Linked DNA regions of Homo sapiens: region 1 is linked to region 2. A link is a contact called in ENCODE Hi-C or POLR2A ChIA-PET data. All regions are on one chromosome and are shown on one strand. The core of a region is the stretch at or near the end of the contact, and the rest is flanking DNA. Distances in the headings are between cores, read along the strand shown. Region 1 has its middle 5.6 kb from the start of ZP3. Region 2 overlaps SRRM3 (serine/arginine repetitive matrix 3).

What was found. Hi-C counts contacts between places; a loop is a spot of excess contacts on that map. ChIA-PET counts read pairs that join two places held with the same protein, here RNA polymerase II (POLR2A). Pooled maps may share reads with other maps.
Region 1: POLR2A ChIA-PET joins it to region 2 with 32 read pairs in PC-9. The contact joins two enhancer-like sites. A Hi-C loop is called at or near these places in 2 of 50 pooled maps. POLR2A ChIA-PET finds 5 or more read pairs at or near these places in 4 of 52 experiments (GM12878, PC-9, T-cell and 1 more).

The regions. Positions count from the first base shown.
Region 1 is chr7:76,416,443-76,422,314 of GRCh38, forward strand. It overlaps a transcript of ZP3 not described here. Among named protein-coding and RNA genes, the nearest start is that of ZP3, 5.6 kb to the right of the region's middle. RefSeq lists an enhancer at 4,690-4,984 and a silencer at 4,690-4,984. Within about 2 kb of position 3,434, at least 2 of the 41 ENCODE cell types and tissues checked have a DNase peak (open chromatin) inside an H3K27ac peak, as active enhancers do.
Region 2 is chr7:76,278,130-76,284,736 of GRCh38, forward strand. SRRM3 (serine/arginine repetitive matrix 3) reads left to right here. Exons shown (of 15, transcript NM_001110199.3): 12 at 3,312-3,673; 13 at 4,519-4,743; 14 at 4,835-4,972. Among named protein-coding and RNA genes, the nearest start is that of HSPB1, 21 kb to the right of the region's middle. RefSeq lists a silencer at 667-716. Within about 2 kb of position 2,500, at least 2 of the 41 ENCODE cell types and tissues checked have a DNase peak (open chromatin) inside an H3K27ac peak, as active enhancers do.

The DNA.
Region 1 (5,872 bases), core at 2,184-4,683, 140 kb after region 2:
AAAATATTGTACAAAATATTTATTTTCCTTAGCTACAGTCAGGGTCACATGCGAGGTGAAACAGGCTATAAATTTTATATATTAGTCAGGCAGGTGGCTCATGTCTGTAATCCTAGCACTTTGGGAGGCTGAGGCAAGAGGATTGCTTGAGCTCAGGAGTTTGAGACCAGCCTGGGCAAGATAGTAAAACTCTGTCTCTACAAAAAAATAGCTGGGTGTACTGGCATGCACCTGTAGTCCCAACTACTCAAGAGGCTGAGATGGGAGAGTCGCTTAAGCCTGCGAGACACAGGCTTCAGTGAGCCAAGATCATGCCATTGCACTCCAGCCTGGGAAACAGAGCAGGATGCTGTCTCTCTCTCTCTCTCTCTCTCTATATATATATACATATACATACATATATACACACATACATATATATACACACATATATACACACATACATATATATACACATACATATGTATACATACATATATATACACATACATATGTATACATACATATATATATATATATATATATATATATAATTTGGCATTTAATGATGAGGTAGTGAAAAGCATCCCCATATACTCCAGAGACCCTTTCCTTTCATATCCCTTTCAGTTTTTGTTTGTTTGTTTGTTTTTGAGATGGAGTTTCACTCTTTTTGCCCAGGCTGGAGTGTAATGGTGCGATCTCGGCTCACCCCAACCTCCGCCTCCCAGGTTCACGCGATTCTCCTGCCGCAGCCTCCCAAGTAGCTGGGATTACAGGCATGCACCACCATGCCCGGCTAATTTGTTGTATTTTCAGTAAAGACAGGGTTTCTCCGTGTTGGTCAGGCTGGTCTTGAACTCCCAACCTCAGGCTATCGGCCCACCTCAGCCTCCCAAAGTACTGGGATTACAGGCGTGAGCCACCGTGCCCGGCCTCATATCCCTAACTTTCATTGCATCCCTTACTGTGCAAAAAATGGGCTAAATCTCAGCCCACTGAGGTCCTTCCAGCTAAAGTCTGGAAACAGAATTAATGAATTCTGGCTGTAGAATTAATGATCATCACTATGTATGTATATGTGTCTGGCACATTCTCAAATTTGTGATTCCTCTTATTTTCCATCACACGCCAGGTATTTTGTCTTCCCAGGTTGACACGTAGAAAGAAAAGTACTATTTATTCTTTTATTCTTTTTTTTTTTTTCGAGACAAGATCTCACTCTTGTCTCCCTGGCTAGAGTGCAGTGGTGTGATCATAGTTCATTGCAGCCTTGAACTCCTGGACTCAAGTGATCCTCCCACCTCAGCCTCCCTAGTAGCTGGGACTACAGGCACACACCACCACACCTGGCTAATTTTACTTTATTTCTTGCAGAGATGGGGTCTTGCTATGTTGCCCAGGCTGGGCTGGAACTCCTGGACTCAATTGATCCTCCCAGCTCCACCTCCCAAAGCACTGGGATTACAGGCATGAGCCACCATGTCTGGCCTTTAATAGTGCTTTCTTTCTTTCTTTCTTTTTTTTTTTTTTTGAGACACAATCTCACTCTGTTGCCCAGGCTGGAGTACAATGACACAATCTCGGCTCACTGCAATCTCCGCCTCCCGGGTTCAAGCGGGTCTCCTGCCTCAGCCTCCCAAGTATTTGGGACTACAGGCACGTAGTCACCACACCTGGCTAATTTTTTGTGTTTTTAGCGGAGACAGGATTTCGCCATGTTGCCCAGGCTGCTGACCTCAGGTGATCCACCCGCCTTGGCCTCCCAAAGTGCTTGGATTATAGATGTGAGCCACTTTGCCTGGCGAATAGTGCTATTTTTTTAAAACACCTACTGAATATCTGAGTGAGTCCATAAAGTCCTTAAGATGGCCAAAATATCGCTTTGGGTGGCTGAGGCAGGCAGATCACTTGAGGTCAGGAGATCGAGACCAGCCTGGCCAACGTGGTGAAACACCTTCTCTACTAAAAATGCAAAAATTAGCCAGGCATGGTGGCACGCACCTGTAATCCCAGCTACTCAGGAGGCTGAGGCAGAAGAATCGCTTGAACCTGAAAGGCGGAGGTTGCAGTGAGCCAGGATAGCACCACTGTACTCCAGCCTGGGCCACGGAGCGAGATTTCATCTCAAAAAAAAAAAAAAAAAAAAAAAAGGCTGGGCACAGTGGCTCACACCTATAATCCCAGCACTTTGGGAGGCCAAGGCGGGCAGATCACGAGGTCAGGCGGTCGAGACCATCCCAGCTAACACGGTAAAACTCCATCTCTACTAAAAATACAAAAAATTAGCCGGGCGTGGTGGCAGGCGCCTATAGTCCCAGCTACTTGGGAAGCTGAGGCAGGAGAATGGCGTGAACCCGGGAGGCGGAGCTTGCAATGAGCGGAGATCGCGCCACTGCACTCCAGCCTGGGCCACAGAGGGAGACTCTGTCTCAGAAAACAAAAGGCCAAAATAATAACACATCTTTGCATTGGAGTTATTTTTTGGATATAGCTCCCCCAATGTACACATTGGGTGTTGTTAACTCAAACAGAAAGTATCAGAGAGACTCTTGAATCTTGGTTTGGTTCCTCATTGGCTGTGCAAACTTGAGCAAGTTCCTTAACTTCTCTGAGTGCTTATTCCCTCAGCTGTAAAATGGAGCAAATAGTGCCTTCCTAGATGAGTGTCAGGATTAAGGGACTCAGTCTAGTCCCTGCCGTATTGAGAATAAGCAATAAATGGTCATTATTGTTATAATAATTTTGGTCATTATTTATGAAAGTGGTCTAAAAAGTCACTTTTTCTTTATGATTTGTGCATTATTTTTGGAGGGTAGGGTCTTATTTAGCAAATATTTTCCAGCTCACTCTGCCCTGAAGATCATATTTTCTTCTCAAAGTTTTAGTTTTGTTCTTTCCCATTCAGATCTTTAATCTATCTAGAATTCATTTTTATGTGGGAAGTGAAATCCAGTTTTTCCCCAGATGGATAATAATTGACACAGCTCCTTTTCTTGAAGAGTCCATCTGTTTCCTCCGTCCGGTATCATGTTTCCACATATGCACGTGGCTGTTTCTAGGCTCTCTCATCTATTCCACTGTTTCTTTTCTGTCCTAACAGCAATGTGTCTTAATTACCATAGCTCTATAATATGTTTTTATATCTGTTAGGGTGTGTGTCTCATGATGTTCTTTTTCTTTCTCCCTTCCTTCCTTCTTTCTTTCTTTTTCTTTCTTTCTTTTCTCTCTCTCTCTCTTTCTTTCTTTCTTTCTTTCGTTCTCTTTCTCTCTCTCTCCCTTCCTTCCTCCCTCCCTCTCCCTCTATCTCTTTCTTTCTTTCTCTTTTTCTTTCTTTTTTCCCCCTCCCCTCCTCCTCCTCCTCCTCCTCCCCCTCCTCCCTTTCTTCTTTTTTTGAGACAGACTCTCACTCTGTCGCCAGGCTGGAGTGCAGTGGCGCAATCTTGGCTCACTCACTGCAACTTCCGCCTCCCAGGTTCAAGCGATTCTCCTGCCTCAGCCTCCCCAGTAGCTGGGATTACAGGCGCGCGACACCACGCCCAGCTAATTTTGGTATTTTTAGTAGAGATGGGGTTTCTCCATGTTGGCCAGGCTGGTCTCAAACTCCTGACTTCAAGTGATCCTCCTGCCTCGGCCTCCCAAAGTGCTGGGATTACAGGCATTAGCCACCACACCCAGCCTCTTCTTTCTCTTCCTCCTCCCCCTCCTCCCCTTCCTCTTCCCCTTCCTATTCCTCTTCCTCTTCTTCCCTCCTCCTCCACCTCCTCCTTCTTCTTCATAGAGATAAAGTCTCACTATGTTGCCCAGCTGTTCCCAAACTCCTGGCCTCAAGAAATCCTCCTGCTTCGGCCTCCCAAAATCGTGTGCTGGGATTATAGGTGTGAGCCACCACACTCACACCAGATGTTCTTTTTCTGCAAAAACCTTGGCTTTTTGATCCTTAGCTCTTCCATATAAATTTTAGAATCAGTTTACTAAGCTCTGCCCACATACAGCTAAAACATGTTGGGATCTTGATAGAAATTACAGATTAATTTTGGGAGAATTGAAATAGTGATGATATTGCATTTCCCATCCATGAACATGGAATACCTCTGTAAATTTAGACATTCTTTACTCTGACTGCCAATACAGTTTTGTTAATTTTTCCTCAAAGATCTTACATATCTTTTTTTGTCTGTTTTATACCTAGGAACTTCATATTTTGTTTTAGCAATTGCTTTTGGAACTTGGTTAACAGCATCGTCTTCTGTCTCACTTGAATCTGACACAGAGAGTTTTTTATGTTTTTGGTTATTTTTTGTTTTACTTTTTATTTTGAAATTAAACTGATGAAAGTTGCACAGATAACACTAAGAAACCTGTTTACCTTTTACCCAGGTTCAGCCAATATAAAGATTGATACATATCCTCCCTCTCTCCCTGTATCTCTTTATATTTATGTCTATATATAACATATATATACACATACATATATATTTCCACGTGTGTGTGTGTGTGTGTGTGTGTCTCCACTTTTTTTTTTTTTTAGTGAGACTAAGTCTCAGTCTGTCACCCAAGCTGGAGAGCAGTGGCACAATCTCAGCTCACTGCAACCTCCACCTCCCAGGTTCAAGTGATTCTCTTGCCTCAGCCTCCTGAGTAGCTGGGATTATAGGCGTGTGCCACCACGTCAGCTAATTTTTTGTATTTTTAGTAGAGATGGGGTTTCACCATATTGGCCAGGCTGGTCTTAAACTCCTGACCTCGTGATCTGCTCGTCTCAGCCTCCCAAAGTGCTGGGATGACAGGCGTGAGCCACTGCGCCCCGCCATTTCCACATTTTTTTGAGATGAGGTCTCACTCTATTGCCCAGGCTGGAATGCAGTAGCATGATCATGACTCACTGAAGCTTAGAACTCCCAGGCTCAAGCAACCCAAGTAGCTAGGTTCCCAAGTAGCTAGGACTACAGCTTCCCAAGTAGCTAGGACTACAGGTGTGTGCCAACATGCCTGACTAATTTCTTTGATTTTGTAGAGATGGGGCCTCACTGTATTGTCCAGGCTGGTCTCGAACTCCTGGGCTCAAGCAATCCTCCCACCTTAGCCTCCCAAAGTGCTGAGATTACAGATGTGAGCCATTATGCCTGGCAGATTTTTAATTTTTTAAAATTATATATATATACACACACATATATATGTATAATTTTTTTTTTTTTTGAGATGGAGTCTCGCCCAGGCTGGAGTGCAGTGGCGCAATCTCGGCTCACTGCAACATCTGCTTCCCAGGTTTAAGCAATTCTCCCACCTCAGCCTCCTGAGTAGCTGGGACTACAGGCATGAGCCACCATGCCCAGCTAATGCCATTAGTTTTTGTATTCTTCCTCCTCTCTTGCAGGAATTTCACCCAGGGACAGCATAGAGTAGGCCATTGGTAAATGCTGTACCTGTCAGTCCTTCATCATCTCCTGATAGGACCCTTGCAGTAGACTTTTGTTGTTGTTGTTTTGTTTTGAGACAGAGTGTTGCTCTGTTACCCAGGCTGGAGTACAGCGGCGTGATCTTGGCTCACTACAACCTCCACCTCCTGGGTTCAAGCGATTCTCCCGCCTCAGCCTCCCAAGTAGCTGGGATTACAGGCATGTGCCACCACACCAGGCTAATTTTGTATTTTTAGTAGAGACGGGGTTTCTCCATATTGGCTTAGGCTGGTCTCGATCTCCTGACCTCAGGTGATCCGCCCACCTCGGCCTCCCAAAATGCTGGGATTACAGACATGAGCCACTACGCCCGGCCAATACTATTCCTTTCATGGCCTCTTTTTCCCACAGGGCTAAGTCCAGCATCTCAGCCTGGCACCCACAGGGTTCTGCCCCGCCCACCTCCCCGGCCTCCTAAATTGCTACTCTCACTC
Region 2 (6,607 bases), core at 1,250-3,749:
GGGGGGAGTATGTGTTAGGGGAGCTGATGGTCTCCTGTTGAGAACACAACTGCCATCTCAGAGGGGCCAACCCAAGGCCGGGCACGATGGCTCACACCTGTAATCCCAGCACTTTGGGAGGCCGAGGCAGGTGGATCACCTGAGGTCAGGGGCTCAAGACCAGCCTGGCCAACTTGGTGAAACCCTGTCTCTACTAAAAATATAAAAATTAGCCAGGCGTGGTGGCGGGCACCTGTAATCCCAGCTACTTGGGAGGCTGAAGCAGGAGAATCGCTTGAACCCGGGAAGCAGAGGTTGCAGTGAGCTGAGGTCGTGCCACTGCACTCCAGCCTGGGCAGCAGAGCGAGACTCTGTCTCAAAAATAATAAAAAAATAAAAATGAAAGAGGGGCCAATCCAGCCTCCAACTCTCCTAGCCTAGGGTGAGGGGTGAGCTTGTGATCAGGAGAGTCAGGGGTGCTCAGAGGGGCACCCCAAAACCAGGAAATATCCATTGTGCCCACTTATGCCTGTGTCTGCCCCAAATGGAGACATTAAGCTCTCCCAGGAGAGGTCTTCATGGCCTGATTGGCTTTGGGCAGCTATGGCTAGTGTTCATTGGCTGCTTCAGGCACCAATCAGGAGCCATCTGTGCCTTTCCACCAATGAGGTTGACCTCCTGGGTCTACCTCCATGTTCAGCTCAGCTCCAGCCCTGCAGGGAAAGGCTTGGACAGCACCTTGCCCTCTGTAGGAAACACCCAGGGCCATGCCAAGGAAACTGTGCTCCTTCCAGTCCCTAGCGGCAAGGTGCCCTGAGAGGTGGCAGCATCTTTTGTCTTCTCATCCAAACAGTCTGCCAGTGGCCGGGCTCGGTGGCTCTCGCCTGTAATCCCAGCACTTTGGGAGGCTGAGGACAGAGGATCACTTGAGGTCAGGAGTTCGAGACCAGCACCAGCCTGGCCAACACGGTGAAACCCCGTCTCTCCTAAAAATACAAAAATTAGCCAGATGTGGTGACAGACGCCTGTAGTTCCAGCTATTTGGGAGGCTGAGGAAGGAGAATTGCTTGAACTTGGGAGGGAGAGGTTGCAGTGAGCCCAGATCACGCCAGTGCACTCCAGCCTGAGAGACAGAGTGAGATGCCTTCTCAAAAAGAAAGAAAAAAGAAACAGCCTGCCAAAAGAGCTTGGTCCAGGCACCACCTGGCTTCTAGGACTCGCTTCCTTCCTTAGCAAACAGAATCAAAGTTTTACTAGGTGCCAAGTTCGGTGATAAAAAGTGATGTTACAGAGGTGAATCAGATACCACATCTGCCCTGGAGGTGCTAAAAGTCAAGTTGGTAGTGGTGATCGGAGGATTTTCGGGGAGGAACAGACCTACAAACAGACAAGGACAGTCAACTGCTACTAGATGGAGGGCCAAGGACAGGAGGAGGGATCAGCTCTGTGTAGGGAGGGAGACAGGGAGGGCGGGCAGGGTGCATGCAGAGAATCCTGGAATCTTTGCCCTGGAAGGGACACCAGGAAGCAAAAGCCAACCCTCTCATTTTGTGGATGGAGAAACTGAGGCCCAGACTGGGGAAGTGACGTGGCCAGGGTCACTCGGTGAGATAGAGGCAGGCTCTCAGACTCCTGAATCCCAACCAGGGCCCTTTTGATGGTGCCAGATGCCCTTCCTGGTTTTCTGTGTCCCAATCCTTGTGTCCTAACTCCACTTTTGGAAAAACATTTGCCACCTCTATCCAGCGGTCACCTAAGAGTTGCCCACTCAGGAGCCGGGCGCTGCCAGCCCTTCCTCCAGAGGCGGCGTGGCCTCTTCTCAGGCCTAGAATGGGGTGGTTGCGTTTCTCTCTCTCTCTCTCTATCTCTCTTGCATTTTTGTGAATCTAATGATGAACTTATACTACCACACTTTTCCCTTCTCTTACACACCTTACCTACTAAAGGAGGAAGTGCCACTTTATTGGTAAGTGGACGTTAACCAAGAGGGACTTAAAAATCAGAACTTAAAAAAAAAAAAAAGAAAAAGAAAAAGAAAAGAGAGAAACAGAAAGACAGTCGGGTGCTACTGACAGCTCCAAAGCTCTCTGCAGGGCCGGAAAACAAAGAAAAATATTAACAGAAAAATGTCAGGTTCCCCAGGATCAGATATTGTTTTTGATTTTTGGTATCTAATGACATTTGTGGATTTTGTTTTTTTATTTCTGTTTTTCCTCCCTTTCTTCGGTTCAGTTTTGAGTTCAGTTGTCCCCCTCGCCCCCTCCCCCATCTGTGTGCCGTGTGACGCCCCCACCCCCTCCATCCCCTCGCCCACCCCCAAGCGCTGGGGGTCCGGCCTGGTGGGCTGGCCCTGGCCCCGCTCCCGGTGCCGCTCTCTCTTCTCTCTGCCGGGAATCGTCCGTCCCATCGGGGGGGCAATGCCAGCCCCGATGCCTGTCCTGGAGCCCCTCCCCCTTTGGCCCCCGCCCCCCACCGCTCCGTCCCTCTTGTGTTTTGCATGCCAAGAACCCTGCATGAGCTGCACTGTTGAGGCCAGAAGGTGGACACCCAGGAGAGGCAGAGGCAGGGCAGGCGCGGGGAACCGTGTGTGCGATGCTCCGGGACTGGCAGCCCCCGGCTCGGGCCCGGTGAAAGCCCTCTCTCCTTCTCTCCCCCCACCCCACCCGCCCGCTCTCTCACCCCAACTTCTCGCTCCTCTTGCTCTGTCCTCTCTCTGCCCCCACTCTTGTCCCCTGCCTGTCTGGATTTTTTCTGTTTCTCGAACTTCTCCCTGGCTTCCATCCTTCTCTCTCTTCGCTCTTTCTCTCTTCCTCTCTCTCTCTTCTCTTCCCCCACCCCCGTCTCTCCTCTGTCTCTTCTTCTCACTGTCTCTGTCCCCTTCTCTCTTGCCCCCTTTTTTCCTTCTCCTCCCTCTCTCCTCCCTTGCTCTCTCCTCTCACCCTCGCTCTTTCGCCCTCTCTCTTTCTCATCTCTCTCCCTCTCACTCTGTCTCTCTCCTGCTCTTTTTCTCTCTTCCTCTTTCTCTTCTCTGCCTCCTCCCTCTCTCCCTCTTTCTTTCTTCTCTCTGTCTTTCCTCTCTCCCTCTCTCCTGTCTCTCTTCATTCTCTCTCTCCGTCTCTTTTTCTCTGTCTCTCGCTCTTTTTCTGTCTCTCTGTCTCTCTCTCTCTCCTCTCTTTCTGTCTCTGTCTCTCCCTCTTTCCTCTTTCTGTCTCTGTCTCTGTCTCTTTCTTTCAATCTCTCTCTCCCGTCTGTCTCCTCTCTTCTCTCTCTGTCTCTGTCTCTCTCGTCTCCCTCTCCCCCCTCCGTGCCCTGTCTGCCTCTCTCCCCGTCAGAAGCCCAGCTCGCCCTCGCCCAGGGTCCGTGACAAGGCGGCGGCCGCCGCACCCACGCCGCCCGCGCGGGGGAAGGAGAGCCCGAGCCCGCGCTCGGCGCCGTCGTCCCAAGGTCGCGGAGGCCGCGCGGCGGGCGGGGCGGGCAGGCGGCGGCGGCGGCGGCGTAGGCGGCGGCGCTCGCGGTCCTCGGCGTCCGCGCCCCGCCGCAGGGGTCGCCGGCGCCCCCGGCCCGCGCCCCCCCGGGGCTCGTCGCGCTCGCTCAGCAGGGCCCGCTCCAGCAGCGACTCCGGCAGCGGCCGCGGCGCCCCCGGCCCCGGGCCCGAGCCCGGCTCTGAGCGAGGCCACGGCGGACACGGGAAACGGTGAGCGTGCTGGACCCGGAGCTGGACTCCCGCCCCCACCCCGCACAGGGCTCCCCTCCACTAGCGGATCCCTGCCCACGGGATCCCTCCCCGCGCTGAGCTACCCTCCAGGGATCCCAACCCCCTCCCACCGAGCTACCCCCATGGATTCCACCCCCCCATGAGCTACCCCCCACGGATCCCAACCCCTCCTCACTGAACTACCCCCCACGGATCTCAACCCCCCACGGAGCTCTCCTCCCTCTCCACGGACCCCAAACCCCTATGGACCCCATGGATCCTCCCATGGATTTCCTCCGCACACTGATCTCAACTCCCCTCTCACAGGGCTCCCTCCCTCGACGACCCCAACTCTCTCTAGGGAGTTACCCTCCCTCCACTGACCTCCAAACTCCAGGGAGTTTCCCTCCCCACACTGATCCCAGCCCCCCGACGGAGTTCTCCCTCCACTGATGCCAACCCCCCAGGGAGCTCCCTCCCCACCCTGAGCTACCCCCGGTTATCCTGACCCCTCCCCACAACTGATCCGTCTCCCCTTACTGATCACTGCCCCCAGGGAACCCCCTCTCCTCCCATGAGGCTCCCCGCTTACTGATCACTCTCCCCCCATCCCGCAGAACAATCTCCTCCACTGATCTCCCCCAACACGCCCCCTCACGGGGCTCCCCCTGAACTGACCCCTGCCCCTCACTAGGCTCCGCGTTCACTGCGCACTCCGCGCGAACTGACCACAAACTACACGGACCCCGCCCCTCCGCCCTAAGCCCCGCCCCAGGGAACCCTCCCCGCCCCCAGCCCCCTTTCCGGGTCGCTGAGCCCTATCCCGCGCCGTCTCCCTCCTCCAGGGCCAAGGAGCGGCCCCCGCGCGCGCGGCCCGCCAGCACCTCTCCGTCCCCGGGCGCGCACGGCCGGCGCGGCGGCCCAGAAGGGAAGAGCTCGTCGCGCAGCCCCGGCCCGCACCCCCGCTCCTGGAGCTCCAGCCGCTCGCCCTCCAAATCTCGCTCGCGCTCTGCGGAGAAGCGGCCCCACAGCCCCAGCCGCTCGCCGTCGCCCAAGAAGCCCCTCAGCCGGTGAGTGCCCGCCCGGACCGGGCCGACGGGGCGGGCGGCGGGGTGGAGCGGCCGGGCCGCGTCGCTCACTTACCTCGCGCCGGCCCCGCAGGGACAAGGACGGCGAGGGCCGCGCAAGGCACTCTGAGGCCGAGGCCACCCGCGCCCGGCGCCGCTCCCGCAGCTACTCGCCCATCCGCAAGCGGCGCCGGGACTCGCCAAGCTTCATGGAGCCGCGGCGCATCACCAGGTATGGAGGGTCTTGGGGGGGCCGGTGGCGCAGGGCTGGGGCCGCTGACCCGGATCAGGGACAGAGACCTCGGCCCGGGGACCTTCTCTGAGGATCCACTGAACCTGGCACGGGGATGGGGGGGGGTGCTAAGGGACAATGAGTGGGTTCTGCCAGGGTAGGGGGCCAGGGGAGGAGGGGGCTAGAACTGGAGGTGCTGGGGTCTATCAGAGAGACAGGTGCAGGAGGCCACGCAGAAGGAAGGGCCACGGTGGGGGCCTGAGGGCCCATGAAGGGGAGGGGGCTCTGTACTTGGGTCTGGGTGGGCCGCAGCCGGCATGGAATTCAGCTCTGCAAGAGTCCCGCCATCCCTCCGGAGCCCCTCCCGCCCTCCCTGCATCCGTCTCCGGACAATGATGTCTCCTTTTCTCCTTCATCTCAAGGTCCAGCCTGCTGAGTGGCCTGTGGTCAGCCTGGGGGCCAGGCGGACCCCTCTGCACAGGCTGCCTGGGAGATGCCCAAGTGAGCTGGTCTGGCCCTGGTCAGCTGTCCGTCTGTCTGCCTCTCTCTTTCTCACTAACCTGGGGGATTTGGAGGAGGGGGCACAGCAGTCTGGTCTCTGGGGCAGCTGTCAGAGGAGCCAGCCACACCTCCTTGCCCTACACAGCTGTGGGGCTGTGCCCAGGGCGTGGCTGGTGAAGCCATTATCAGTTTCTCTGCTAGGACTGGAAGTGTCTGGGCCTGGGTCTCCGGGTGACATTATGGTCTGCCTTTGTGGAAATCACCCTGAAGCCCTAGATTACCCTGGCAGGGGGTTGGGGGGAACACAGGCAAAAAGTTCTGAGCCCAACTCTGCCACTGCCTTGCTGGGCAGCCTTGGGAGATCGGTGTGCCTCTCTGGGCCTCGGTTGCCACATCTGTACAATAACCAGGGTTTCGTGAGCATCTTTTCAGTTCTAACAGGGTATGATTATCAAACTAGTCCCTCCTAGTCCTTGGTGATCCAGGTAACCAAGAAGCATGGGGTGGGCATTACCCCAGAGCTCAAAGCCAGACCGCCTTGAAGGAGAAGCCAGATTGTGCTACTGCTTCTTTTTTTTTTTTTTTTTTTAAGACGGAGCTTTGCTCTTGTCACCCAGGCTGGAGTGCAATGGTGCAATCTCGGCTCACTGCAACCTCCACCTCCCAGGTTTAAGTGATTCTCCTGCCTCAGCCTCCCAAGTAGCTGGCATTACAGGCACCCACCACCACGCCCAGCTAATTTTTTTTGTATTTTTAGTAGAGACGGGGTTTCACCATGTTAGTCAGGCTGGTCTCAAACTCCTGACCTCAGGTGATCCACCTGCCTTGGCCTCCCAAAGTGGTGGGATTATAGGCGTGAGCCCCCGCGCCCGACCAAATTGTCCTACTTCTAACGGATGTCCTCTCCCACCTCCTGTCCAGCCACCGTGCCCAAGGAACAAAGAGCCATTTTGAACCCAGGGATCTTCCTGCGTCCCCCCTTCCTTCTGATGCCAACTCACCAGGCTGGGGACGCCCCCAGACAGGTCACACACCCTGCCCGTAGGCCAGGCCCTCACACCTTCCACCTGGCACCCACTCAGCCCCTCTCCCAGGCTGCCTCCTCCTCCACTAACGTACACCTGTTTTCTTCCT